2 separate regions of the Homo sapiens genome follow, and region 1 is linked to region 2. A link is an interaction called in ENCODE POLR2A ChIA-PET data of the cell type or tissue named here. Cell type or tissue: IMR-90. All regions are shown on one strand. Links, peaks and the distances in the headings refer to the core of each region. The heading gives the core; the rest is flanking DNA. Region 1 overlaps PSEN2 (presenilin 2). Region 2 has its middle 11 kb from the start of ITPKB.

Evidence for each region. ChIA-PET counts read pairs that join two places held together with the same protein. Peaks named below come from ENCODE experiments on the same cell type or tissue, not always from the same donor. Only the 100,000 strongest peaks of a DNase experiment are listed, where the experiment ranks them.
Region 1: POLR2A ChIA-PET joins it to region 2 with 9 read pairs; 2 of 35 experiments call an interaction of 5 or more read pairs at or near these places.

The regions. Positions count from the first base shown.
Region 1 is chr1:226,873,740-226,887,324 of GRCh38, reverse strand. It overlaps PSEN2 (presenilin 2), which reads right to left. Exons shown (of 13, transcript NM_000447.3): 3 at 11,775-11,960; 4 at 5,277-5,437; 5 at 3,406-3,620; 6 at 1,646-1,787. The coding sequence starts at 5,417. Among named protein-coding and RNA genes, the nearest start is that of PSEN2, 9.9 kb to the right of the region's middle. RefSeq lists an enhancer at 4,292-4,451 and a silencer at 4,971-5,171. In IMR-90, for the core only: no CTCF peak of the experiment used is centred there; a DNase peak (open chromatin) is centred at 4,034.
Region 2 is chr1:226,742,028-226,758,951 of GRCh38, reverse strand. No RefSeq gene overlaps it. Among named protein-coding and RNA genes, the nearest start is that of ITPKB, 11 kb to the right of the region's middle. RefSeq lists an enhancer at 4,153-4,652. In IMR-90, for the core only: no CTCF peak of the experiment used is centred there; no DNase peak of the experiment used is centred there; H3K27me3 peaks cover 1,785 bases.

The sequences.
Region 1 (13,585 bases), core at 1-8,000, 130 kb before region 2:
CACGGCCCTGCTGCACACACAGCCAAAAGGGGAAGGGGCTGCCTCTGGGACCTGCCAACCCTCTTCATCCCAGCCACCACCTGGCTGCCCGGGCCACCACCATCTGCCTGTATCGTGGAACCTCCAAGGAAGCCCTACTAGACAGATGGCTGAGCCCCTCTTCACAGCCTCTGGGACTGGCCACCAGACACCTACTGCCCGCAGTGGGGCCAGCTCTTCACATCTGCCACGCAATTTCTAGCTTGACCCCATGCAATCTGTATCCTCTGCTCCAAACCAGCAGCCCTCCACCCTGCTTCCCACCATCTGCCAACCTCCCAGCGGCAATGTTCAAACCCTGCCTCGTCACAGTTACACAGGTAATTGTTACTTATTTTATTATTATTTTTTTAGAGACAGGGTCTTACATTGCCCAGGCTAGACTTGAACTCCTGGGGTCAGGCGATCCTCCTGCCTCAGTCTCCCAAGTAGTTGGGACCACAGGCGTGCACCACAATGCCCAGCTGGTACTCATTACTTGTTGATAAGCTTCAGCTCAGGACACATCCTGCAGCCCCTCCCATGGCTTTCCCCTCTGCTGCCCCCGCTGGAAGGGGGCTCAGCTCCCTCCCTGCACTGTCCCTGTCCCATCCCTCTAGCCTGGGCACTCTGCACTTCTATCTACCTGCTCCATGGATGGCAGCGGCCTGAACAAAAAATGCTGTGAGGCACCTGTGTGTAAACAGTTTTAAAATAGGTAATGCCCAGCTTAATTTCCTTTCCATCGTTAGGGGTTCAACCCCTTACCTGGGAGAAAAGCCTGAAGCCGCTGTCTAAAAGCTTATGGCATCTTTGGGGACAGGCAGTGCCCATGATTCTGGCCAGATGGGATCTGCCCTTCCACTACTCCCTGGGGCTACTCGGCAGCTATAGGCAGCTACAACCCAAAAGTCTCCCAGGGCTGCAAGACCTCAGCATGGCCTCTGCACATCCTTGCCCGAAAAGGAAAAGGAAAACTAAAAATAAATCTTCAGGGGAAGTATCGGGGTGAGGGGAGCCTAAAATAGAACTTCAGAAAGAGAAGCAAAACAAAATTAACTTTGAAATATGAGAAATGATGCTTGGAACACTGCAATGAGGAACTCAAGTGGGATAATGTGTAAATTTAAAAGACAACAGGCTGGATGCAATGGCTCACACATGTAATCCCAGAACTTTGGGAGGCCAAGGTGGGAGATCACTTGAGTCCAGGAGTTTGAGACCAGCCTGGGCAACACTGTGAGATCTAGCCTGCACAAAAAAAAATTTTTTAATTAGCCAGGTATGGTGGTGCAAACCTGTAGTCCTAGCTACTTGAGGGGCTGGGTGGGAGAACTTGAGCCCAGGAGGTTGAGGCTGCAGTGAGTCATGATCGCACCACTGCACTCCAGCCTGGGCAATGGAGTGAGACCATGTTTCAAGAAAAAGAAAATAAATAAAAATAAAAGACAACAGTATTAGGTCATCCACGGTGGGAGACAGGATGGGGTGGGGAGGAGTACAAAAAATCTGGGTCTATTTTCCTCTAATTTGTGTTTTTCTAAAGGCGGCTGTTTCACGGGCCCTGCCGCCATGGTGTGGGGCAGACGGAGAGAAGCGTGGCTGGAGGGCAGGGCCAGGGCCTCACCTTGTAGCAGCGGTACTTGTAGAGCACCACCAAGAAGATGGTCATAACCACGATGACGCTGATCATGATGAGGGTGTTCAGCACGGAGTTGAGGAGGCGCTGGCCCACCGAGGGTGTGTCCTCAGTGAATGGCGTGTAGATGCTGAGGGAGAAGGCAAAGGGCTGATGCTCCCGGCCCTGACTGCTCCTCGAGGCTCCCCACCTTGAGTGATTCTGGACCTGCTAGGGGAGGTGCCTGGGATGCCCATGCTGCCCACATGCTGCCCTGATGGAGTGCGGGCACCATCCCCATGAGCAGTTCCTGTCCTCCAGCTCATTTCCTGGCACCCTGACCACAGACCTGTGGCTCTCAGCCTGCCAACTGGGCCCAGTGCAGCAGTGAGGACGAGGGCTAGATGACCTCCCTGCTGCTTTCCCCACCCCCACAGGGATTAAAGGCTCCCTAGGCACTTCTCTCACCCATCCAGTTCTCATTCCCCCACCCACCCACACCTCTCCACCAGCTCCACCCAGCCCAGCACTCCTCCACCTGCTACTACCCGACCCCCATCCGCTGAAGCAACTGCTGTCCTTGCAGCTCATAAGCTCAGGAAGCAGACACAGGAAGCAATTCACTCAAACCTCACTCTTCCCAGCCTGGACTGCTGCAAACAAACCGCTGGCTGCATTCTCTCCATGCTTTCACCTGTTCTGCGCTGAATCCCCCACACACTATAAGCTTTCTGAGGATGGGACTCTACTTCTTTTTTAATTTTTTAAAAAAATTTTGAGACAGGGTCTCACTCTGTTGCTGAGGCTGCAGTGCAGTGGCGCAATCATGGCTCACTGCAGCCTCGACTTCTGGGCTCAGGTGTTCTTCCACCTCAGTCTCCCAAGTAGCTGAGACTACAGGCATGTACCACCACACCTGGCTAATTTTTGCATTTTTTGTACAGACAGGGTCTCGCCACATTTCCCAGGCTGGTCTCAAACTCCTGGGCTCAAATAATCCTCTCACCTCAGTCTCCCAAAGTGCTGGGATTACAGGCATGAGACACCACACCTGGCCTTATTCCTTTCTTTAAAAGAAACAACAACAACAAAAAAAACCAACACACACGAAATGAAACAAAAATCCCTAACTTTAAAAAAAAAAAAAAAAGTTTACAGAAGGTGCTTAGCAGTGAGGACCACAGAAAGGGGAGGGGGAAGAAGTGGAGGAAGCTTCTCATTTTTCTACGCTGCTGCCTCTGCATGTATTTTACTAAAATAAACGAAAGGCTTTATAAGTCTTCCTCACAAGGCTGGAAGTGAGCTGAGAAATATCTGGTCCAACCACCTTGTTTCACATTCAGGGAAGCAGAGACTCAGAGAGGAAGTGATTTGTTTGCAGTCACACAGGGATCAGTGGCACAGCCATGCCCAGGATCAAGAGCTTGCTTTCTGCAGCAGGATCCAGCTTGCCTGAGCACTCACGTGCAGTAGACACTCTTCTAAGCCCTTCACTCATATTAACTCACTTAATTCTCCCAGTAACTGCGTTATCAACCCATTATACGAACAAGGAAGCTGAGGCATAGGGATGTTAAAAGCATGCCCAAGTAGGTCACAATCCAGGAGGCAGTGAGCCAGGCCATGAACCTGGGCGGTTCTTCATCCCTGCTCTTTACCGCTGCTGGTGTGGAGCTGCAGGTACAGTGACCAACACAGGCTGCTGCGCCCCCCACCCCCTGGCAACTCAGCCCTCACCCCACCCTGCTCCCCCCAGCCCCCCAACTCACAGCTGTCCATTCTTCTCTGTGTAGAAGCGCACAGACTTGATGGTGGCTACCACCACGATCATGCACAGAGTGACAGGCACAAACAGCATGATCACGTGCTTCGCTCCGTATTTGAGGGTCAGCTCTTCCTCCAGGCCTGGCGGCCGCCCGGGAACCCCACTACAGACATAGCGGTCAGGGTCCTCCTCACCGTCCTCCTCGTTCTCCTGGCTTCTCTGTGGGAAACCACATCGTGAGGGCCGCAGAATGTCCCCCACGGCAGCCTATCCATGTAATGCACGGATTTTTGGAACCAGAAATGAGAAGTTTGAATGTTGCTTTCCAGATATAAGGAGCAGTCTATGAGCTACTAGGGCATATGAAAAGTTTGTGAGGACAAAGTAGAGAAGATTTGGAGCTGGATGAAGCACCATAAATGAAGGAAGGAAGGTTGCTATGGTCTGCAGGCCCAAGACTTAATGGTTAATGAATCAACTTAATGGTTAATGAATCAAAAGATCTTTCCCCTTCCTAATACAGGGACTCAGGAGGTCACTCAATTCTGTTCATGTGGCCATACTGATATGGGAGGAAACAGGCCAGGAGATAAATAAACATTTTTGGCTGACAAATCACTAGCTAGAGGAGTCAGTGCACAGGGACACTCTCTTTGCGTGTGACTAAGATACTGGGAATTTGCAGAGGAAGAAATTACTTTGAACTTTCTGCCCCACAGAATCAAGCATGTAAATTTGTAGCTCTGAACTAGAGAGGCTAAACAGGTGTTAAGCATCTGAGAAGACGCAGGCTCTGGGAAGGTGGGCAGGCACAAATGAGGAGGTAACGAGGGAGGGCAGGACACCTGCCAGACACTAGCACAAACCGATCTGTAAGAATTTGTGTTTTGGAACTGTGGCAAGTCAAGGTCATGGGCTGCCTTGCTAATGAGGTGAACAGCTAAAGAAAAAGCCAAATGAAACAAAAACTGAAAATGACAGTTGCTTCAGTACCGGTTCTCTGCAGAGAGAGTCCCAATCTAGACGTTCAGCCAAGAAAGAAGACTACTCATGAACAGAAACTGAAACAACCAAAGTGTACAAAACTTCCCGGAGATAACAAACAAGAAAAGGCTGAGGAGTGGCAGAGCAGTGGCCTTAAGCTGGTGTGATTTCACTCAGGGCTTAGGGACGATGGTTCCGTTCTCAAGGAGAACATGGAGAAGTGAGCTCAAATTTCAGCAAGCAGGATTAAGACTGGCTGCAAGAAAACAGTCCACACAGAGACATTTTTTAATTCTATAATGGGCAAAACAGAGAACAGGGTTCAGGCAAATTCAGATGTTCTGCCCTGATCGGGAGAGAAAGGACACAACTAAGTGGCTCTCCCAACGATATCCTACTCTTTCTAACGTTACAATCTCCTCCCCTGGGGGCTGAATGATCACAGTGAAGCCCAAATATCCCCAGCTCAAAAGTCAATCGTGTATCAGGCAGACTCCTCTCACACTTACCATGTCTGGCCATCTGCCAAAAAATGCTTCCCCTGCTACCATCCTAAGCTTCTGTGTTACCTGTCCTAGCACCCAGGCATCCAAACAAACTCTCCTATTACAGTGGAAACAGTGACCTGCATGAGAGAGGTAAACCCAAGGTGGCAGAGTGGACAGCGTCCTTCAGCCCACTGCCAAGTCCATCTCTGGCTGTGAATGCGCAGTCCTATGAAACCCTGCAGATGGAAGGTCCATCATGGCCAGCCACCCACCTTTTCGGCCAATCCTCATCATTACTTCCCTTCTCCCTCCCGCATCAGGGAATGAATGTCTGGTTTTCATCTGTAAGGTACAGTAGCCGCAGGGACCTGTTTGAAGGCCCCCAGCTGCTGGTGGGACCTACCCACTGGGCAGTGTTCTCTCCATCCTCTGGGCCCTGCCTGCCCTCCTGGCAGGAGCGCGGCGTGGGGCTCTCAGCCGACATTAGGGACGTCCGCTCATCACACACTTCTTCCTCGCTGTCAGAGGCCATGAATGTGAGCATAGCCCTGCCTCTGGAAGCACCTGGAAAAAGGAGCACAAGGACCTTGTTCCACTTTCCTGTGAGACAAAGGCAGTGGAGGACTCAGGGGGTGGCTGGAGGCGACCTGGAGACTTGGACACAAGTCCTGCCCCAAAAGCTTCCAAGAGATGCCTGTCAATCAAACGACTGCCATAAAACAAGAGGCCTTGAGAGTTACCATGGAGGCAGCAGCGGCCTTGCCTGGGGCTGGCCTGAGGTGACTCACATCCCAGGGGGCAAAACGCATAGCCACGAAAGTCAGGGCAGCTCCAAACTGTCAGTGTGCTCATTCATTCAATCAGCAAACATCTGTGGTGCATCTATTATGCACCAAAGATCATGCTGGGCTCTGGGGATAAAAAGATGAGTAAGAAACACCCTTGTCTTAAAACAAAACAAAAATCATCTAATGTGACAAATGATACAATCCGGGTGTTTGATGGTAGGTGCAGAAGCACAAAAGTGGAACCAAATCTCAGAGATCACGAATGTTTTCTAGAGAAGAGCCTATCTGATGGAGACTGGTTTTCCCAGGAGGAGGGAAGGGCAGAAGGCACAATGTTCCAGTGAGGGCCTCACACTGTGGGGCGGGCAGTGGAGATGATCAGGGTCTCAGGCACCATGTTAAGGAGACACACATCACCCTGAGGACAATCTTGACAGACAAGATCTGAACCAGGTTTATAAAAGTCAGTCTGGCCACTGACCAGAGAGGGAAAGTGACCCCCAGAGACAACTGTGGCAGGTGAGGAGAGCTGAGGACAGCAGCAGGATGGATGCAAGTGAGGGCAGAGTCCAGAAGGGGTCAAGAGGTCAAGGGCAGGACCTGACGCAGGAGAGAAAACACAGTCTAGAATGGCAGCCAGGTGGGGACTAAGACAGGGAAGACCGGAGAAGAGAGTCTCGGGAAAGACCATGAATTTCACCCTTTGAGTGTCTATGGGATAAAATGGGGAAGCTGTCTGGGAGGTGTCTGAGGACCAGGTCTCCTGAGGTTAGAAGTGGAGACCTAAGCCATGAGAGCAGACGTGTGAGGTGGGGAAGTGCCACTGAGGGCGGGACCCAGGGGAAGGCCAAGGCCAAGGGGACAGGAGGGAAGCCTGCCCCCTAAAACAGTGCCAAGTGGGGTTTCACACAGTAGTACCAAGTGGGGGACCCAGTGTACCAAAATCTACACATGCAGGTTTCTGGGCTGGGAAGAACTTCAAACAATGCCTGGCAAATCTGACAGTCCCTGCCAACATCTCAGACGGGGACAGAGGCTGAGTTATCGCTGTCCAGAGGCTGAGTGATCGCTGTCCAGAGGCTGAGTGATCGCTGTCCAGAGGCTGAGTGATCGCTGTCTGTCCAGAGGCTGAGTGATCGCTGTCCAGAGGCTGAGTGATCGCTGTCCAGAGACCCTCAGGGCTGAGCTTCACACCCTGGGCAGGGATAGCAGGTGTGCGCTCTGCTGAAAGTTCGTCTCCAAGTAAGTCACCCCACAATATATGTGATTTTTTTTATTTTTATTTCTAGAGACAGGGTCTCACTGGTCACTTACGTTGGAGTACAGTGGTGCAATCATAGCTCACTGCAGCCTTGAACTCCTGGGTTCAAGCAATTCTCCCACTTCAGCCTCCTCAGTAGCTAGGGCTGCAGATGCACGCCACCATACTAGGCTAATTTTTAAAATATTTTGTAGAAATGAGGGTCTCACGTTGTTGCCCAAGCTAGTCTCAAACTCCTGGCCTCAAGTGATCCTCCTGCCTCAGCCTCCCAAAGCACTGGTATTACAGAGTGTGAACCACTACACTCAGCTATATGTGGTTTTTAAACAAAGCAGGCAGGTTCCTTCCACCAAGTCAGCCAATTTCAATCCCCTTAACAAGACCTGTGGCTGCCCTTCTTTCTGAAGACAGCAACCCCGGCTATGGCCTGGATTATTCCTACAGGGACTTTAACTTCATCCCCAAATAAGAGGCACAGGCAGAGACTGCCTCTGCTCACCTCCATCACAGGGATTTCAACATGAACAAACTCCCCAGCCTGCAGCACCTTCTGTTTAGGATAGATGAGACAAGTACAGGAGTAACAACAGCGGGAAGCAAAGCCAGCTAAAAGCCAGGAGGGTAGTGACAAGGACAATGCACCCGACAGGAGGGGACACAGTCTATCAGTTGTCAGGAGTAGATGCCTCAGGTCACAAGAAGTAAGAGGGATGTGAAGCTGCAAAGGTTAGGAATATTTCACCAGGCAGAGTTTGGAGGAGGGGGCTCATTCTGGAAAGAGGTAACCACTTAAGTAAACATATGAGTTGGGAACATAACATAACCTATCCTGATAATATCGAGCAATTGGATGTGGCTCAAGTGTGGGGACCTGGTAGGATGGGCCATGCCAGGGAGGAGTTTGGTGCCTGATGGAGGAGTAAGAGCTTAATGCAGCAGAGGAGAGCCCCCGAAGCTTTCTGACCAGGAGGAAGATGTGAACTGAAGTGAACTTTACAAAAGCAGCCTTTGCAGAAGAGGTGTGGGCCCTCCTCCCTCTTCACTCAGAGTACCCTCAGACTAGGCCCCAGGGCCACAGGGAAGTTCTGGGAACCAGCAAAATCCATACAAATAGAGCACAGCTTCACATCCCCCAAAGAGCTGCAGGACCTTGGAAAGTTCTTGGCTTTAGTTCCTTCATCATCTATGGAAATGAGAGAAATTATCAGGTGGAAATGCAGGAGAAGGGCCGGGTATGGTGGCTCGGCTCACGCCTGTAATCCCAACAGTTTGGGAGGCTGAGGCAGACAGATCGCTTGAGCCCAGGAGTTCAAGACCAGCCTGGGTAACATGGCAAAACCCCATCTCTACAAAAATAAATAAATAAATAAAAGAAATTGAAGAGAAAAAACTGTAAGGTCCTCCTCTGGCTCAGCCTCACTAGATAAATCCTAAACAGACTCCTGCCTGGACCCAGGGTTTCCCTCACTATCCACTCTGGCAATGGGGAATTCACTCTTACTCAAAGAGGGGCACCACAACAAAGAGTTGCTGCATTTTCTCAAGCTAAATCATAATATTCCATCTGCAGCAGTGTGCTGGATGAGATACGAGGCTGTACAGGTGGCTCTTTTAATACCTCCTTTTCTAGTATGACAGTTTTGTTTTGGGTGTGAATGAACAGGGAAGCTACGATCTCCTCCCTCTGTTCTTCCCATGCCTCTTAAGCTCCTGTGATTTATCTCTGCTATGACTGGAGGAGCAGTTCTGGGAGTCCCTGTACCTAAAAAGCCACAGGCTGCAGCCTCCAATGACAGAGGGCAGGCTCACCCTTCAGACCCACAACAGCTGGAGCATTCAGAGGATGTTGTGTTTCTTAGGCTCCCAAATAGCAATGCACAACAAAAATGGATAAGCAGAGAGCAAAGGTGCCTGTTTAAAGGAGAAAGGGAGCTGATGGGTGGGTGAAGATGGAGAAGCAGGGGACCCAGGATCAAGTAGAATCAGTTCCTTACAATTCCCACGTCTCCATTCAGTTGCCAACCACTAATAAGACGCTCCCTGGGGCTGGGTGCGGTGCTCATGCCTGTCTGAGGTGGGCAGATCACCTGAGGTCAGGAGTTCAAGACCAGCCTAGCCAACATGGGGAAACCCCGTCTCTAATAAAAATACAAAAATTAGCTGGACATGGTGGCAGGCACCTGTAATCCCAGCTACTCAGAAGGCTGTAGCAAGATAATCACTTGAACCCAGGAGGCGGAGGCTGCAGTGAGCTGAGATCGCACCACTGCACTTCAGCCTGGGCGACAGAGTGAGACTCTGTCTCAAAAAAAAAAGAAAGAAAAAGAAAAAGAAAAAAAAGACAATCCCTGGAAAGCAGTTCTGTGAGCAGAGGTTCCCTGACATCTGTGATAGTTGTGCTGGGGAGGGTAGGGTTAAAGGACCATACCCTTTCCATGTGACACTGCGCTAGACAGTGACCTGGTCTAGACAGTGACCTGGTGACCACTGTCGTCATCATCCACACTCGCTGACTGCCTGCCCTGTGCCCAGGCCCGGTCTCATCAAGACCTGACATGTCTTCAGGAAGAAACAAGGAAAAACTACAAAACATGCTTTCTAACCCACAAACGTCATTCATACATGCGGCCTCCTCACCAGAAAACAAGTGTTCCCTTGAGCAGGCTGCTTCCCTCATTCCACTTTCAAAAATTCCTCCAAGGCCTCCCCTGAAGCTGTGCCCACAACAACGAGGACCAAGACTTCAAGAAAGCAGGGAAGGAGAGAGCTGTCATTAAGGAATAATCAGGGAAGAGCTAGTCTCAGCTGTCACAGCAAGGGCACCCTCTAATCACAACCCTCCTAGCCTGGTGGGGTGGGGGTGACAGGTGGGAGGCACCAACTTAGGAAATGCTGAATCCCTTAGGATCACTGTTTCTCAAAGGTGGCCCAGGCCACTGGGGGCTGGTGGAGATGGACCAGCACCTGCTGAGCCCTTAGCCGGCACTAAACATCCTGGAGCAAGGTGCTACTATTCTTCCCCATGGTACTGATGAGGAAACAGAGGCTCAAAAAGTAATTAGCTCAAGGTTACCCTTGGACCTAGGTAGTGTGTCTGGACTCTTCACCACTCTGCTAGGCTGCTTATTAACAATGCAGATCTCCAAGCTCCATCCTCACCCAGTGTCAGGGATCCGCATTCGGGATGGTTGGTCCCCGGGTGATTCTCAGCCAGTGTCAGACTTTTCCTGGCACTGTCTCTGCTTTATAATCACCCGAACAGGCTGGGGCCCTTTCTCAGCAAGGTGAGTGTCCCTCACCCACCCACCTTCACCCTCTCACTGCTTGGCACTACTTGATTGCCACATGAGAGAGTGAGACAATGAACACTTTCTCCTGAATACCTAGAGTCTGGTCAGAGAGCAACTAGGGAGGAGGAGGAGTGGAAAAATCTCAGACCAGCAGAGCGGCATGGGGAGAAGAGAGCTCTTGGGCTGAAAAAGGCCCAAAACAATGCCCACTGCGGAGGAGAGTGTGGAAAAACTGGGTCTCAGTCACTACCTGGACAAACTGCACTGGCCTTAACTGAAAGGAGTAAGAATCAACACTTTAAACACAGCATACCTTTCGATCCTGAAATGCTACTTCATGGAGACTGTGACAGGACCACCAAAAATCTTATTTCAAACATTTAATAACCTGAACAATGACACGCTGTTAAATTTAACCGAACATAAAACTTTACGAACCTGATCATCTGAATGTCCTTATAAAATGTATGTATATAAAAGATCGGAAATATTACAAAACATTAAAGATGATTATCTTTGCATGGTAGAACCAAGAGTGGTTTTTATTTTCTTGATATTTTTCTGCATTTCTCTAAGTCGCCATAATAAACACAGACTGTATCTGTAGGGTTTATTTTAGGCTATTAATTCTTTAAAGGAAAATAACGAGCATCAACATTTAGACAGATTTTCCTCTACATCTGCCCCTCCCAGATCCCCTCTCATTGGCCAGGAGGAGCAGATGGGACTCAAAGGCTGTAACTTTTTTCATTTGTCCCTCAGCCCCTCTGATTTACCTAGCTCCTGAAGGAAAACAGAGCATCTGGGATGGACTTCTGCTACCCTCTGAATTCCTGAGGGCCTGCTTTGCAAGCCACCTAAGTCTGCTCTGAAGCCTGCTGGTGCTCTGAAATCCTTGGAGGGAAAAATCACCACCCAAACGTGTGCAGATAAACAACACTGCTAGGTGTCTGTCCACATTAGAGTGCCGGTGACGCGATGAACTCTCCCCGGAGGCTGACTCACGGGCAGGTGGGGGTGGGGCTGGGTGATGTCAAGTCCCATCAGCCACTCAGCGACCAGCTTTCCCCGTCTCCCACCCCCTGCACCCCATTCTCTAGAGAAGTGGCAGGAAAATGCAGAGAGGCAGAAGGAAGTGTCCAACATAGACTACGTTCTGGAAAGCCTTCCAACAAGGAAGTGCTGAGGCTGATAGCTGCTTTGGATTAGGATGCAAAATCAAACATCCAAAGAAGCCACTGCACATTCCCATTAATCAGCTGAATGGGATCAAACTGCTGAATTAGCCAAACCAAGGGAGTCTGACCTAGAGAATCTCCCCAGCCGTGCTTGTGTCAGCAGTTCCTGCAATCATTATGGAAACCCAATGACCCAATTTCCTCGACCTTCTTTTCATTACAGAGAAATGTAAAGGCTTTGGCCTTAACATTTAAGGCCAATGGAACTAGGTAAGAAACAGATTTCAAAATGCCACAGCAAACTCCCATGGAAATCTGCCTCCACGGAGAAAATCCTAATGGAAAAAGAGGGTTCAAAAGCAGGTTGGGAGTCACTGCACTTACCACGAACACTTGGGGCCGCAGAGAGGTCTGAATCCCGGACACTTGGTTTCTTCTTCTCAGCAGGCTAAATGAATGATGCTCCCTGGCTTTCAAAGAGGGCAGCGCTGGTTTTTAACACGTCACTTTCTATGGTCACACAGCTCCCTCACATCACTCTCCTGACGTCTGAGAAGTCCCACGTCCTCGCTTAAAACAAGGAAGAGTTTGCTAAGGTCAGGTGATACCCAGACAATTGCCCACAGCTTCCCTGCTCACCTTCCTCCCCCTGGCCCTGGGTACCCGACTATGTATTTGGTCCAGCTGACCATCCATCTCAGCTCATATAGTAACACATACCACTTGGGGATGGTTCTCCCTGGCCTAAGCCAGAGCTGGGGCCTGAGTCTCAAAGGGAAGTGAGGTACTGCCCTACCACCCTCCCGGACCACAGGCCCCAGGGGCCCTCTGATGGGGCCTCCTGAATTTTGGGCCAGGCTCTAGACTTACCTCTAACAGCCCTGTCCCACTCAGAAGTGCCTGGGGCCCAGGCAGAGTTCTCTCATTTCCTGAAGCAGCCAGGGAAAAGGGTGGTTTGTGGGGAAGTGGGAGAGGGAGCCCCTAGCACGCCCCTCTGGAGTAGGCTCCAGAAACACATTTATTTTTAAACAAGCAGCAGCAAGTCAGCGGTCAAAAGCAGAGGCTTTGGAGACTGACAGGGTTCAGATCGCCTGCCTATGTGATTTGAACCACATACTCCCTGGCCAAGAGGCCTCAGACAGTCTAATCTGACACAGCTCATTTCCTCTGCTGTAAAAAGCAGAACAGGCATACCTTGCAAGATTATCGTAAAACCTAGAGATAACCTGTAAAGTGTCCAGCACACAGTAGATGTTCAATAAGTCGTAGTTATAAAGAAGATGAAATGGAGGAGGGACACAGTGAGAAAGGACACGGTAGCCTATGGATGTGCCTCTTGGAAAGTTACGGATCTGCTGAACCACCAGACACATGAACTGGCTTCAAAGGCCAGGCCCCAGAGATCAAGTTTCCATTCCCGGCCCAGCCCCAGGCACTATGGCCACGTAAACATATTATCAAATGAAAGGACATATCCATAGGACAATGTCAGAGCTGGCAAGGACCGTAAAGGCCATCAACGCCACCTAGTCAGCTCCCTGTATTATAATTAAGGACAACTGAAGCCTAGAGGGGCAAAAGTAATCAGTTAATGTCCCATGGCCAAAAGCCACAGTTACAACTCAAGTCTCCAAACTGCCCATCAAGGAGCTCTTCTCAGCCCAGTCAGCACTTGTGAGGGTCACGTACCCAGTGGCCAGGGTTTGGTCACACAGGCAGGCCCACCACACACTACACAGGCTTTCTGGGAGCACACTCACAAGACACATGCCTTCACCACGGGCAGGTATGTGTCAAGAAATGCTCCCTAATCACTCACTCACCAGCTCATCTGTCACCTCAAAACTCTCAAGTCTCTCTCCTGCCCCCAGGGCTCACTCTGCTCTCCCTCTGCTACTTGCCCAGGTAGGTTTGGCTCCATGGTGGGGAGTGCCCACATATGGGCATGGGGAGGACAGAGGGCACTGCTTCTCTGGGGCAAAAGGGAGGGTGGGAAAGTGTCCTGCTGTGGGACTGGTAGGATAAATAATTCAAATGCTCTACACAGCCATCAAATCTGCTTTTCCATGAGTACTCAATAAAAGGAAAATTCTGAAGGCATAACAGAAAAAACAGGATACACAAACTTCACCTACGGTTCCCTCCCTCTATTGTTTTAATAGATAAATATGCATATGTGAACAGTGTGGAAGGAA
Region 2 (16,924 bases), core at 4,203-12,202:
AGAAAACATGAATTGATTGTATTTATTGTTTATAATCAAAGGAGAAAAGGGGGACTATTTTCTCTGCTAGCAGTGAAGGAGTCACAGATAGTTATGGTAAAAGGACTTTCATAATCACCTTTCTAATGCCCTCATTTTATAGGTGAGTTGTTTGATCCCAGTGAGAAATGCATATGTTTAGGTGGTTGTTTAATGATTACTGTTTTGTGTTTTTTTTTTTTTTTGAGCCGGAGTCTTGCTCTGTCACCCAGGCTGGAGTGCAGTAGCGCAACCTCTGCTCACTGCAAACTTCACCTCCCGGGTTCAAGCAATTCTGCCTCAGCCTCTGGAGTAGCTGGGACTTACAGGCATGTGACACCACACCCAGCTAATTTTTGTATTTTTGGTAGAGACAGGGTTTCACCATGTTGGCCAGGTTGGTCTTGAGCTCCTGACCTCAAGTGATCCACCTGCCTTGGCCTCCCAAAGTGCTGATATTATAGGTGTGAGCCACCGCAACCCGGCCTATTCCATTTTTTTTTTTGATGCAGGGTTTTGCTATGTTGGCTAGGCTGGTCTCAAACTTCTGAGCTCAAGCAATCCTCCTACCTCAGCCTCCTGAGTAGCTGGGACTATAGGTGCATGCCACCATGCCTGGCTTATTTCATCTTTTACTATAGGCAAAACTTTATTTCTCTATAAATGGTTCTTATTTAACTTACATAAACTTTCCATACCTCAGTTTCATTGCATTTAAAGTGAGAACAGTAATATTACCTACCTCATGGCTTAGCTGTGATAATTAAATGATCAATACATGTAAATGACATATGTAAAGTGTTCAGAACAGTACCCGGCACCTCATAAGCACTTATCTATCGTTATAATTATTATTAATTAATAGCAAGAAATTGGGGGATTGTGTAAATCAACTTACGGCTTAATAATGAAATTGACCTCACTCTTCTTTCTAATCTATGTTTATTTTACTATGTAATGATAACTTTTAAACAGCATTCTGGTTAGAATTACAGTTTTCTTGTTTTGCCCAAACATACACACAATGTGTATGTACAGGCATATCTTGGAGATATCATGGGTTTGTTTCCAGACCACTGCAATAAAATGAGTCACATGAGTATTTTGGCTTCCCAGTGCATATAAAAATTATGTTTACATGGCTGAGTGCAGTGGCTCATGCCTGTAATCCCAGCACTTTGGGAGGCGAGGCAGGCAGATCACCTGGTCAGGAGTTCAAAACCAGCTTGGCCAACATGGTGAAACCCTGTCTGTACTAAAAATACAAAAATTAGCCAGGCGTGGTGGTGCACGCCTGTAATCCCAGCTACTCAGAAGGCTGAGACAGGAGAATCACTTGAACCCAGGAGCCGGAGGTTGCAGTGAGCTGAGATCTCGCCACTGCACTCCAGCCTGGGTGACAGTGAGACTCTGTCTCCAAAAAAAAAAAAAAAGTTATGTTTACACTGTCCTGTAGTCTATAGTTTATTAAGTGTGAAATAGCATTATGTCTAAAACATGTACATACCTTAATTTAAAAATACTTTATTGCTAAAAAGCGCTAACAATCATCTGAGCCTTCAGCAAGTCATAATCTTTTAGCTGGTGGAGGGTTTGCTTCAATGTTGATAGTTGCTGACTGATCAGGATGATTGTTGCTGAAGGTTAGGGTGGCTGTGGCAATTTCTCGAAATAAGACAATAGTGAAGTTTGCTGCATTGATTGACTGTTCCTTTCACAAAAGATATATCTACAGCACGCAATGCTGTTTGATAGCGTTTTACCCACAGTACAAGTTTTTTTTCAAGAATGAAGTCAATCCTCTCAAACCCTGCTGCAACTTTATCAACTAAGTTTAGGTAATATTCTAAAGCCTTTATTGTCATTTCAACAATGTTCACAGCATCTTCACCAGGAATAGATTCCATCTCAAGAAACCACTTTCTTTGCTCATCCATAAGAAGCAACTCCTCATCCATTCAAGTTTTTCGATCTTGAGATAGCAGCAATCCAGGCCCATCTTCAGGCTCCGTTTCTAACTGCAATTCTCTTGTTATTTCTACTACATCTTCAGGCACTTCCTCCACTGAAGTCTTGAACCCCTCAGTTATCCATGAGGGTTGGAATCAACTTCTTCCAAACTTCTCTTTACATTGATATTTTGATTCCTTCCATAAATCATGAATGTCCTTAATGACATTTAGAATAATGAATCCTTTCCAGAATGTTTTCAATCTATTTTGCCAAGATCCATCAGAAAAATCACTACCCATGGCAGCTATTGCCTTACAAAATGTATGTCTTAAATAATAAGACTTAGAAGTCAAAATTACTCCTTGATCCATGGGCTGCAGAATGAATATTGTGTTAGCAGGCATGAAAACAATGTTAATCTCCTCGTTCATCTCCATTAGAGTTCTTGGGTGACCAGGTACATTGTCAATTAGCAGTAATATTTTGAAAGGAATCTTTTTTTCTGAGCAGTAGGTCCCAACAGCGGGCTTAAAATATTCAGTAAACCAGCTGGGCGTGGTGGCTCACGCCTGTAATCCCACCACTTTGGGAGGCCGAGGCAGGGGGATCACGAGGTCAGGAGATTGAGACCATCCTGGCTAACACGGTGAAACCTGGTCTCTACTAAAAATCCAAAAACAAAATTAGCCAGGCATGGTGGCGGGAGCTTGTAGTCCCTGCTACTCGGGAGGCTGAGGTGGAGAATGGCGTGAACCCGGGAAGCAGAACTTGCAGTGAGCCACGATCTCGCCACTGAACTCCAGCCTGGGTGACAGAGCGAGACTCCATCTCAAAAAAAAAAAAAAAAAAAAAAATTTTCAGTAAACCATGTTGTAGACAAATGTGCTGACATCCGGACTTGGTTGTTTCATTGGCAGAGCACAGGCAGTAGATTTAGCATAGTTCTTAAGGGCCCTGGGACTTTTGGAATGGTAAATGAGCACTGGCTTCAACTTAAAGTCACCAGCTGCATTAGCTCCTGCCAAGAGAGTCAGCCTCTCCTTTGAAGCCTTGAAGCCAGGCATTGACTTTGCACCTCTAGCTATGAAAGTCTACTTATTAATTTCTTTCAATAGAGGCTGTTTCATCTACATTGAAAACCTGTTGTTTAGTGTATCCACCTTCATCACTTAGCTGGATCTTCTGGATAACTTGCTGCTGCTTTTTCATCAGCACTTGCTGCTTCTCCTTGCACTTTTATGTTAGGAAGGTGCCTTCTTTCCTTAAAACTCATGAACCAACCTCTTTTAGTGTCTAACTTTTCTTCTGCAGCTTCCTCATCTCTCTCAGGATTCACAGAATTAAAGAGAGTTAGGGGCTTGCTCTGGATTAGGCTTTGGCTTACAAGGATGTTGTGGCTGGTTTGATCTTCTATCCCAGCCACTATACTTTTTCTGTGTCATCAGTAAGACTATTTTGCTTTCTTGTTATTTGTGTGTTCACTCAAGTAGCATTTTAAATTTTCATCAAGAACTTTTCCTGCATAGTCACAATTTGGCTAACCGTTTGGCACAAGAGGCCTAGCTTTTGGCCCATCTCATCTTTTTACCTGCCTTCCTCACTAAGCTTAATCATTTCTAGCTTTTGAGTTAAAGTGAGGGATGTGTGACTCTTCCTTTCACTTGAACACTTAGAGGCCATTGTAGGGTTGTTAATAGGCCTGATTTCAATATTATTGTTTCTCAGGGACTAGAGAGGCCCAAGGAGAGGGAGAGAGATGGGGTATACTGGTTGGTGGAACAGTCAGGACACACGGCACTTATGGATTAAATTTGCTGACTTTTATGGGTGCCGTTCGTGGCACCCCCAAAACAATTACAGTAGGAACATCCAAGATCACTGATCACAGATCACCATCACAGATATAATATTAATGAAAAAGTTTGAAATATTGCAAGAATTATCAAAATGGGACACAGAGACACCAAGTGAGCACATGCTGTTGGAAAAATTGCAAAGATAGACTTGCTCGGCTGGGCGTGGTGGCTCCCGCCCTAACTCTTTTTAATTCTGTGAACGCTGAGAGAGATAAGGAAGCTGCAGAAGAAAAGTCAGACACTAAAAGAGGTTGGTTCGTGAGGTTTAAGAAAGGAAGCCACCTTCCTAACATAAAAGTGCAAGGAGAAGCAGCAAGTGCTAATGAAAAAGCAGCAGGAAGTTATCCAGAAGATCCAGCTGAGATAAGTGATGAAGGTGGATACACTAAACAACAGGTAGCTCACGCCTGTAATCCCAGCATTATGGGAGCCCGAGGTGGGCAGATCACCTGAGGTCAGGAGTTCAAGACCAGCCTGGCTAACATGGTGAAACCCCATCTCTACTAAAAATACAAAAATAAGCCGGGCATGGTGGTATGTGCCTGTAATCCCACTTACTCAGGAGGCTGAGGCAGGAGAATCGCTTGAACCTGGGAGGCGGAGGTTGCAATGAGCCGAGATCACGCCATTGCACTCCAGCCTGGGCAACAGAGTGAGACTCCATCTCAAAAAAAAAAAAAAGACTCGCTTGAAGCAGCGTTGTCACAAACCTTCAATTTGTCAAAAACAATATCTGTGAAGTAGAATAAAAGTAGGTATTCTTGTATATGCATGCACGCATGCATGTGTGTGTATGAGAGAGAGAGAGAGAGAACGAGACAGAGCGAGAGACAGAGAGAGCACAAGAGTATAAAACATCCGATGCATCAAACCTGGTGACTACCTTCAAATGCATCCAGAGCCTGCCTCCTTCTCAGCACCTCTGCTCTCCCGCCTGGCCTCACCCCTGCTCCTCCAGTCTGGCCTCCCACAGGAGCCCCCTGAATGCTTTTCCTGCCTGCTCTCTTGCCCCTCCACCCTCTGTTCTCCACCAGCAGCCAGAGGGCTTTTTCTAAAATGTGGGTCAGGTCATCTTACTTCCGTGTTCAAAACTTTCCAAAAGTGTCTCTTCTTGCCCTGGGAAAAGCCCTGACTATCTCCCTGACCTTATTCTCTCCAATGCTCCCTTCTCTCACTCTGCCTCAGCCACAATGGCTGTTTGCTTCCTTGACCCTGCAAGTGTGCTCCTGCCTCAGGGCCTCTACTCTGGCTGTCCCCTCTGTGGGTAACACTCTTCCCTGGTGGCTGAATGACGTCCTCCCTCCTTCCATCCTTCAGATCTCTGCTCAGACATCATCTTAGGCAGAAAGTCTTCCCTGACCACCTCTACAAAATAACTTAGCACTCCCAAGGCCCTCTTACCCTGCCTGTATTGTTCTCCATGTTCTCCACGGCTCTTATCAACATCACACACACCAGACACACACACACGCACACACACACATATACAGGCTTGTTACTCCCTATCTGCCATTACTGTGAAGCCTCTCTGAGGTCAGGACTTGTGTGTGACTCCCTGCTCTATCCTCACAGTCTAGAATACTGCCTGACATATAACTGCTCAGTAACATTTTTTGAATGAATTTGTCTTCTTCCCTTTTTACCTTTAATCACTTTTTTTTTTTTTTTGAGACAGAGTCTCACTCTGTCACCCTGGCTGGAGTGCACTGGCACAGTCTCAGCTCATTGCAAAACCTCCACCTCTTGGGTTCAAGTGATTCTCCTGCCTCAGCCCCCCAAGTAGCTGGGACTGCAGGTGGCCGCCACGACGCCAGGCTAATTTTTGTATTTTTAGTAGAGACGGGGTTTTGCAATGTTGGCCAGGCTGCTCTTGAACTCCTGACCTCAGGTGATCCGCCCACCTCAGCCTCCCGAAGTGCTGGGATTACAAACATGAGCCACCATGCCCGGTTTTTAATCACTTTTTAATTATTTAAAGAAAAAGATGGCTGGGCACGGTGGCTAACACCTGTAATTCCAGCACTTTGGTAGGCTGAGGCGGGCAGATCACTTGAGGTCAGGAGTTTGAGGCCAGCTCTGCCAACATGGCAAAACCCTGTCTCTATTAAACATACAAAAATTAGCCAGGCATGGTGGCGCATACTTGTAATCCCAGCTACTCGGTAGGCTGACGTAGGAGAATCGCTTGAACCTGGGAGGCGGAGGTTGCAGTGAGCCAAGATTGTGACACTGTACTCCAGCCTGGGCAACAGAACGAGACTCCATCTCAAAAAAAAAAAAAAAGAAAAGAAAAAGAAAGAAAGAAAAAAGAAGAAAAAGATGCTGTGAGAACTCACTTGCTCACTTGCCTGGAAGTCAGCCCTGGGGCTCCAGTGGACCCTCTGGGCTCTTTAGTTGAGCAGCCTCCAAGCCTGAGATGCCTGCTTCCCCAGCCTCCGGGGGTGGGTATGGATACACACCTCAGCTCAGCCAATCAGACACACCCACTGGACATTGACACAGAGAAGCAGGTCCATGGAGAAGCCATCTTTGTGGTAATGGTGCCAGCAGCATGGCCACGTCCAGGTTCCAGGAGTATCAGTGCTGCAGCAGGAGCTGTGTTGACAACACCTTATGTGGCACTGGACAAACCCTCAGGAGTGATTTGACCTGGGGAGCCTCCCCCATTCCTGCCCCATCTCCTAAGCTTGATTTTCTGGTATTCTTGATGATTTTATGAGCTCCCCATATCTTTATTATAACTTTATCTTGTGCTTATAGAAGCAATACACAGTTTCTGTTGCTTGCCATTGAGCACCCTGACCACTGTCGGGCCGTGCTCTGTGATGCTTTATGGCAATAAGCACAGCAGGGTGGGGGCATGCAGGAACCACTGGAAAAGCGGTGGCCTCATAGATGACTTCCTAACCTCCTACAACCTATTATACCTTACCTTAATGTGAGCAAGTTGGCATTCTTTGCATCTCATAATTTGAAGTCATTCATCTTTGTGCTTTTCACCGTGTCTGCTCTCTTTGGAGAAGATGTCTATTTTTGAAGCTGCTGGGCATTTGGGAATCCTGCACACAATGTGAGTTGGTTGGGTTGGCATTGTCACCAATGACGATGTGAGTCGGGTTGGCATTGTCAGCACTTGGAGACACAGTTTAGATGGGAAGCTTTCAACCTCAGCATTCATGCCTCAGGGTTCCTTTGGGAGCTACTCTTCTAGCTGCATTTCCAGGAATTTTAATAGAAATTATGTAACAACAAGCACGGAGGCTGTACTCAGGAGAACAAGTGAAGGAAGAGCATCTCAGCCTATTCCCAGCTTCTCAGCTCCAACTTAGCAGGGAGCACATGGCCTCTAGGACAGAAAAACAAAGCCTCAGCCCAAGATGAGCTCCTCCCCTCACCCCTGCTTCTGTTTAAAACACCTGTTTTAACACCTGTTTAAATCGGGTGTTTTAGTTTAGCACAGAGATGGGCACATAATAAATACCTTTAAAAGCAGTCTAGGCTGGGCACAGTGGCTCATGCCTGTAATACCAGCATTTTGGGAGGCTGAAGTGGGAGTATCACTTGAGTCCAGGAGTTTGAGACCAGCCTGGGCAACATAGGGAGACTCCATCTCTACAAAAAAGTGAAAAAATTATCTGGACATGGTGGTGCATGCCTGTAGTCCCAGCTACTCAGGAGGCTGAGGCGGCAGAATCACTGGAGCCCAGGAGTTCAAGTCTATAGTGAGGCATGATCACACTACTGTACTCCAGACTGGGCCACAGAGCAAGATCCTTTTTTTTTTTTTTTTTTTAAAAAAAAAGCAATCGAGTGCTAAACCATTGGCTGGATGATGGGGGAGAGCTCAGAAGGGGAGGAAACACTCCATTTCAGGGCCCTAGAGAGCTGCTAGAGATGGATGATGTAGCCCTGGAACCCCAGTCCCGGCGGGTCAGCAAGTGTTTATCAGGTGGTCACCAAATCAAAGGAGGGTCCACAACATGGAGATGCAAGGTCCTCTTGCTTTTACCACTGAGCGGGCCTTGATGTGGGATGTGTCTGTGACAGTCTTGGCTGCCCTCTAAGGAGAAGCCTGAGGACCAGGCTCTTCCACAGCCGGTTTTGCCTGTAACTTCGATCCAGGTCCTTCTGCACTCGTGAGTCTTGCTTAGGATGTGGCCTAAGTTACTGGCTAAGTTCCAATGTGGCAGGGCCCATGCTAGGGTCTTTCATATACACCATGTCATTTAATCTTTCAAGATCCCTATAGGGTAAGCAGCAATATCCCCATCTTGCGGAGTAGGAAATTGATGTGAAGAGAGGCTACCTAACTTCCAAGTTCACACAGCTCTAAGTGGCTGAACTGGGATTTAAACTCATGTCCAGGCCAGGTGTAGTGGCTCACACTTGTAATCCCAGCACTCTGGGAGACCGAGGCAGGTGGATCACCTGAGGTCAGGAGTTCAAGACCAGCCTGGCCCACATGGTGAAACCCCATCTCTACCAAAAATACAAAAATTATCCAGGCGTGGTGGCAGGTGCCTGTAGTCCCGGCTACTTGGGAGCCTAAGGCAGGAGAATCACTTGAACCCGGGAGGCGTAAGTTGCAGTGAGCTAAGATTGCGCCACTGCACTCCAGCCTGGGCATTGCAGCGAGACTGTCTCAAAAACAAAAATGAAAACAAACAAAAGACTAACTAAATAAACCTTTGTCCACCATGGACTTCTTAACCAAAGGACCCAATGGATAATAAGAATTAACTGATGAGGCCGGGCACGGTGGCTCACGCCTGTAATCCCAACATTTTGGGAGGCTGAGGAGGGCAGATGACGAGGTCAGGAGATTGAGACCATCCTGGCCAACATGGTGAAACCCCATCTCTAATAAAAATACAAAGAATTAGCCAGGTGTGGTGACACACACCTGTAGTCCCAGCTACGAGGGACCCTGAGGCAGGGGAATCGCTTGAACCCGGGAGGCGGAGGTTGCAGTGAGCCGATATGGCGCCACTGCACTCCAGCCTGGCGACAGAGCAAGACTCCATCTCAAAATAAATAAATAAATAATTAATTAATTAACTGATGAATAGGGAAATTTCAGGTCTTCAACATCTTATTCCAGGACCACAGTAGTGGCATTCTAATTGAGCCCCTTGAGGAAGTATTCCCTTAATCACAGATCAGTCCAGATAACCTCTCTTTGACTGTATAGCCCCTGGAGAATACAGCTACCTTATTTTTGTCTTATTATTCTGAGAGAGTTCAAGACCAGTCTCTATCCTTAGAGACAGACTCTAAGATGGGTTGAAGTATTTCTGCCTGCAGGCATCCACGGCCCCGTGTGTGAGTGGGCTCGGCGATTTGCTTCTAAGCAGCGCAGGTGATAGGATTATAATCTTCTAAGCAATGGAGGTGATTATGTCACATAAGATTGCAACTTCCGTCTTGTCAGCAGACACTCTTTGTTGCCTTCTAAGCTTTCACGCTTCGATGAAGCAAGTAGCCATGTTGAGGAGGTTCACGTGGCAAAAAAGCGAGAGAAGCTTCTGGCCAAAGCCAGCAAGTTGCTGAATCTCACCAACAACACTGTGATCTTGGAAGCAGATTCTTCCCCAATTGAGGATCAGATAAAGCCCAGTCCTGGCCAACACCTTAAGTGTAGTCTGAAGCCGTGGACTGAGCTAAACCACACTGCATATTACAGAAACTGTGAGATAATAAATACATGTTGTTTCAAGCTGCTAAGTTTCTGGTAATTTGGGATAGCAACAGGTAATTAATATGCTCCCTCCGCAGTAGCGAGCTCCTGAAAGGTAGGGCTGTGTTGCAGTGTTTTACCCATCTCTGAGGGCCCGGTGCCCTGGAGCTCTGTAATAGAGACCACTGAGCCTGGTCTCTATTTCCCCTACAATATATCCTCTGTATTGCCTCAGAGATATCTTTTTAAAATGCTAATTTAATTGTGTCACTCTGCCTAAAACTCCTCAGTGGCTGCCTATCATTTTTAATGAAAATCCAAGCTAATTAGCATAGTAATTAAGGAACTTCACCACATGTCCCCAAACTGTTATTCCAGGCTCTTCTCCCCCCCCATTGCCCCCCACTCACCACCACCATATACTCTGGCCACATGGACTCAACACTCCTCAAACCTGCTCTTCCATGGGTCAAGGGACTTGTGATTGCTGTGCCTCTGCCTAGAAGACTCTCTTCTTTTCCTGGTGAACTCCTACTCATCCTTTACAGTCCACCAAAAGATAACCATTTCCTGAAGCCTTCCCATCTCCTCCCCTAGCCCAAGGCCACCCCTACCACTGTTCTCTCTTGGTCATTTGAGTGCTATTATACCATATATCACATAAAAATAAAAATAATTATAACTATTTTAACACTTGGTTCCCCTTCTAGTCTGTGAGTACTTTAAAGATGAGTACAACTCCTCTTCATATCCTTCTCTTCCCTCTCCCCTTGCCTAGAAAACCCAGTCATAGTTTAAAGAGTAAATGAATGGCGTTAATGATACCCAAAGCTGAAATGAGATGCTCATGGGTTAAACAGCAGTGAGGTAGGCTGCGTTAGTGGGTACCAGCAGAAGTTCTGTAGACACCTGAAGCATGGACTGAGTGTGGTTTGCAACCAGTATAGATATAATCTCTTGTTGCTGGTGCTGTCCCTTTGTTGTAAGGGAAAGGAGAAATGGGAGGCATGAGAAACTTCCCTCTTCTACCAAAGACAGCCGTCTATTCTATGTTAGAACATTAGATGGTGACCTTTTCTGAGACTCTGTTCTTACACACCAAGCACGTAAACTTAACACTTTCTTTTCATTCCTAAAGTCTTAAATGATGGATCAAGGTTGACTCAAAGTCCTTCTCTGGCTCTCCTAAACTTCCTAATGGAGGCTATTCAAACACAAGGCCCACTGTATCAAAACCTCAGAGAAAACATTTTGTGAATGTCCTGTAACTCACGCGTTTCCAATGCTCTTTCTCACCAATTATTTTTGTCCTAAGGGTCCGCAGATGTCATACAAATCCAGTTATCCAGAGAAAGGTGCTAAGGCCGCTCCTCACCTTTCACTCTTTATTTTTATTTATTTATTTATTTATTTATTTATTTATTTATTTATTTATTTTTGAGACAGAGTCTTGCTCTGTCACCCAGGCTGGAGTACAGTGGCGTGATCTCGCTCACTGCAAGCTCCGCCTCCCGGGTTCAAGCGATTCTCCTGCCTCAGCCTCCTGAGTATCTGGGATTACAGGCACCTGCCACTACGCCCGGCTAATTTTTGTATTGTTAGTAGAGACGGGGTTTCACCGTGTTAGCCAGGCTGGTCTTGAACTCCTGACCTCAGGTGATCTGCCCGCCTCGGCCTCCCAAAGTGCTGAGATTACAGGTGGGAGCCACTATGCCCGGCCCACGCTTCATTCTTTAGGATTTAAAGCAAAGGCAGCCTTTTCAGTGTGTAGGAGGGGATCCCTGGAGAAGAGGTTTAGTGCAAAGCCATATAGAGTCAGCATCTTAAACTGACAGCAAATGACTTGGTTTCAATTAAAACAAAGTCTTGACACCACATTCCTTTTCTTTTCTTTTCTTTTCTTTTCTTTTGAGATAGGGTCTCACTCTGTCACTCAGGCTGGAGTGCAGTGGTGCAATCATGGCTTTTTGCAGCTTCAACTCCTGGGCTCAAGTGATCCTCCTGCCTCAGCCTCCCAAGTAGCTGAGACTACAGGTGCACGCCATCATGCCTGGCTAATTTTTAAATTTTTGTACAGACAGGGTCTCGCTATGTTGCCTAGGCTGGTCTTGAACTCCTGGCGTCAAGCAAACTTCCTACTTTGGCCTCCCAAAGTGCTAATGCACTGCACCTGGGCTTGACACAACATTTCAACATGAGTGTTTAAGTTAGCTAAGTCACATTTAGGTAGGAAAAGCAGGATCGCATTTTTTCAGTCCATCTCTTATCAGTTTATGGTTGTTTACAGACAATGAAAAAATGTATATATACATTTTTGATGCTGAGTGAATACATATATTTATACCACTGGCTCAGATCATGGCTATTCTATGGATTTTGAGTCTCTGTGCATAACTTATTAATAGATTTGCAACAGAGCCAACCCAATCTGTTGTTTAGATGGCTGGAAAAGTCAGTTTGAAACTAGATAATTGTTTCAATATCCACATGTAAATGGAACATACCTATAAGTATCTTACACTTTGCTGCAGAAATCATCCTAATCAGCTTGGTATTCTCCTTCCAGTCCCACCACAAAGCAGCGTCTGGATTTAGGAGAGGCAGAAAATGCTTCTGTTGCTCGTGCCTGAGTTGGGGACAAAGACCTTTCAATAAATATGATCAAATACCTTCCCTACACCAGACATAGCAGATGCAAATGGGACTAAGTCCTCAAAGAGGAGGAGACAAAAGGTAGCACATTATAACATAGCATGGAGTTAGGGAAGGGTTTAGTAAGCGTTTGATGAATGAATGAATACATGAAGAATAAGCTGTTATAACAGTGAAGTATACCCAGGAAGCCATGAAACTAGGGCTAAAGCTCAGGTGTATAGGGAACGTAAAAATGGACTTTCTCTTTTCTGTATCAATCTAGAATCATAACATTTGCTGTTTTCATTTTGCTCTTCCGGACCATATGCCTCATGAGTAGTGGCAGAGGGTAGCAAGACTGTGTTTGTGTATGTATATGTTTACATAAATAAGTCTGTCTTTTAAAAAATAGTATTTTTAATGACTAAGGAATTAATCATGAATAAATATATGTAAGACAAGGTATTAAGTGGCCAGGGGAGGTGGGGGTTGTTCATAGAAAAGCCATAGCTGCTCTCTGCCTTCAAGGACCTTATGGGAGAGAGCATGAAAAGCTTACTAACAGTGCGAGGCAGAAGGAGGGATGCTGAGTGAAGGGTGCTGATACAGAGTCTCCACATGTGAGGAGGAGGAGGTCATTTCAGGCTGGGCCATCAGAGGAGGATTCCTAAGAGGATGATATTGCAGGATAGATGCGACAGCTGGAACGATTGTGATAATTTAACAAAGTTATATTTGAAAAAAGGGGACACATAGTTATTCCATGAAACATGTGAATGAAAAAATGAACAACTTACCCAGAACGTTTCACCCAGAAGAGAGATTATATGTCAAGCACTGTGCTTGACACTAGGAATGGGGCCCATAATATCCTCATCAAAGGCTATATCCATCCATAGCTATGTTTTTAAAAATATCTTTATTGGCTGAGCACAGTGGCTCATACCTGTAATCCCAGAACTTTGGGAGGCCAAGGCAGGCGGATCACCTGAGGTCAGGAGTTCAAGACCAGCCTGGCCAACATGGTGAAACCCCGTCTCTACTAAAAATACAAAAATTAGCCAGGCATGATGGCGGTTGTCTGTAATCCCAGCTACTTGGGAGGCTGAGGTAGGAGAATCACTTGAACCCGGGAGGCAGAGGTTGCAGTGAGCTGAGATCGCACCATTGCACTCCAGCCTGGGCGACAAGGGCAAGACCATGTCTCAAAAAAAAAAAAAAAAAAAAAATTCTGGCCTGTAATCCCAGCACTTTGGGAGGCCGAGGTGGGCGGATCACGAGGTCAGAAAATCGAGACCATCCTGGCTAACATGGTGAAACCCCATCTCTACCAAAAATAGAAAAAATTAGCCTGGCATGGTGGCGGGCGCCTGTAGTCCCAGCTACTCCGGAGGCTGAGGCAGGAGAATGGCGTGAATCCGGGAGGCGGAGCTTGCAGTGAGCCGAGATGGCGCAATTGTTGTACTCCAGCCTGGGCGACAGAGTGAGACTCCATCTCAAAAAAAAAAAAAAAAATTTTATTATGTTATAAGTGATATACAACAAACTGCACATATTTAATGTTTTACAGTGTTATATGTTTTCATGTATGTATACACCCATAAAATCATCCTTGCAATTAAGACAGTGGACGTATCCATTACTTTCACAATGTCCTACATGTCCCTTCATCTTTCCTACTTCCTGCCCCTCTCCACAGCCTCCATGTTCAGGCAGCCACCCAGTCTTTTTTCTGTTACTATAGATGAGTTTGTGTTTTCTAGAATTTTCCATATTTGGAATCATACAGTAGATATTCTCTTTTGTTTGATTTTTCTCAGGCAGCATAATTCTTTTGAAATTCATCCATGTTGTATGTACATCAATGTCCATTTCTTTTTTATTAATGAATAATATTCCATTGTATACCACAATTTGTTTATCCATTCACCTGATGAACTTTTGAGTTGTTTCCAATTTTTGGCTAATTCTAATAAAGCTGCTATGAATAGTATGCTTTGCATATAGTTTCTCCCAGTCTATGCATTGTCTTTTCATTCTTTTCAGTATCTTTTGAAGAGAAGTGGGGTGTTTTGTTTTCTGTTTTTTTTGTGTGTGGACACAAGGTCTCACTCTGTCACCTAGGCTGGAGTGCAGTGGCATGATCATGGCTCACTGCAGCCTTGGCCTCCCGGGCTTAATTGATCCTCCCACCTCACCCTCCTGAGTAGCTGGGAATACAGGCACGTGCCACCATGCCCAGCTAATTTTTGTATTTTTTTTGAGACAGAGTCTTACTCTGTCACCCAGGCTGGAGTGCAGTGGTGTGATCTCGGCTCACTGCAACCTCTGCCTCCCAGGTTCAAGTGATGCTCCTGCCTCAGCCTCCTGAGAAGCTGGTACTACAGGCGTTCACCACCACGCCCAGCTAATTTTTGTATTTTTAGTAGAGACCGGGTTTCACCATGTTGGCCAGGCTGGTCTCAAAATCCTGACCTCCAGTGATCTGCCTGCCTTGGCCTTCCAAAGTGCTGGGATTACAGGTGTGAGCCACGTTGCCTCCTAAAGTGCTAGGATTACTGGCATCAGCCACCATGCCTGGCCTAATTTTTTTTTTTTTTTTTTTTTTTTGTAGAGATGGGGTTTTGCCATGTTGCCTAGGCTGGTCTCAAACTCCTGAGCTCAAGTGATCTGCCCGCCTCAGCCTCCCCAAAATGCTGGGATTACAGATGTGCACCACTGTGCCTGGCCTTGAAGAGACGTTTTAAATTTTGATGTAGTCCAATTAATTTTGGTATCATATCTAAGAAACAGGAACCCAAGTTCCCAGAGATTTTCTCTTATGTTTCTTATAAAAGTTTCTTGGTCTTAGGCTTTACATTAGGATCTGTGAGCCATTTTGAGTAATTTTTGTACAATATTGATAAGATATTCATTGAATTTCCTCTTTTTAGATATGGATGTTGAATTGTTATGGCACTATTTGTTAAAAGACTTCTCCACTTTTTCTGCACTTGTGTCAAAAATCAATTGTCCATATATACATGGGTCTATTTCTGGACTATTTTGTCCTATTGATCTATTTTTTGAACTTTATGCCAATGCCACACTATCTTGATTACCGTAGCTTTATAATAAGTCTTGACATGAGATAGTGTTAGTCCTCCCACTGCATTCTTTTTCAAAGTTGTTTTGGTCATTCTAGATCTTTTGCATTTCCCTATGAAGTTTAGAAAATAAAAACAAAACAAAATAAACAAAAACAAAAACCTGCTGAAATACTGACTGTGATTGCATTGAATCTACAGATAAATTTGAGGAAGAACTGACATTGTAACAATATTGAGTCCTCCAATTCATGAACATGGTATATCTCTTCATTTACTTGGGTCTTTTTTTTTCCAGTAGTGATTTATAATTTTCTCATTATAGATCTTCAAATGTTTTGTCATGTTTATCTCTAAGTGTTTCATAGTTTTTGATGTTATTGTAAAGATATTATTATTTGATTTTTTAAAATTTCTGATTATTTATTGGTAGTATATAGAAATACAATTGATTTTGGTATATTAATCATGTATTCTGCAACCTTGCTATTATGGGCTGAATTGTGTTTCCCCCCATATTTATATGTTGAAGTCCTAACCCATGATGTCACAGAATATGACTATTTGGAGGTAGGGTCTTTAAAAAGGTAATTAAGGTTAAATGAAGTCATTAGGATGGGCCATAATCCAATATGACTGGTGTCCTTATAGGAAGAGGAGATTAGGACATAAACCTATATAGAGAGAAGACCATATAAAGATACATAGAGATTTATCGGCTGGACATGGTGGCTCACGCCTGTAATCCCAGCACTTTGGGAGACCGAGGAAGGCAGATCACAAGGTCAGGAGTTTGAGACCAGCCTGGCCAATATGGTGAAACCCCGTTTCTACTAAAAATACAAAAATTAGCCAGGCGTGGTGTCGGGTGCCTGTAGTCCCAGCTACTTGGGAGGCTGAGGCAGGAGAATTGCTTGAACCCGGGAGGCAGAGGTTGCAGTGAGCTGAGATCACGCCATAGCACTCCAGCCTGGGCGACAGAGTGAGACTCCGTCTCAAAAAAAAAAAAAAAAAAAGAGAGAGATTTATCTGCAAGCCAAGGAGAGAGGCCTCAGAAGAAACTGGCCCTGCAACAGCTTGATCTACAGACTGAAACTATTCTTAGTCACCAGAATTGTGAGAAGATAAATTTCTGTTGTAAACAGAATTTCTGTTGTAAGCCAACCAGTGTGAGGTACTTTATTATGGCAGCCTGGCAAACTAATACATTTACTAAACTCACTTATTAGTTCTAATAGCTTTTTCATAGACCCAAGATTTTCCACATAGACAATTATATAATCTAAATAAATAGTTTTACTTCTTCCTTTCCAATTTGATGCCTTTTTATTCCTTTTCCTTGTCTTATTGCACTGTCTAGGACTTCAAGTACAGTGTTAAATAAAAATGGTGAGAGCAGGCATGCTAACCTTATTCCTAATTTTGTTTCATTTTATTATTATTTTTTGAGATGAAGTCTCACTCTGTTGCCCAGGCTGGAGTGCAGTGGTGCTATCTTGGCTCACTGCAACCTCTGCCTCCCGGGTTCAAGTGATTCTCCTGCCTCAGCCTCCTGAGTAGCTGGGACTACAGGTGCGTGCCACCACGCCTGGCTAATTGTTGTATTTTCAGTAGAGACAGGGTTTCACCATGTTGGCCAGGCTGGTCCTGAACTCCTGACCTCAAGTGATCCACCCGCCTCAGCCTCCCAAAGTGCTAGG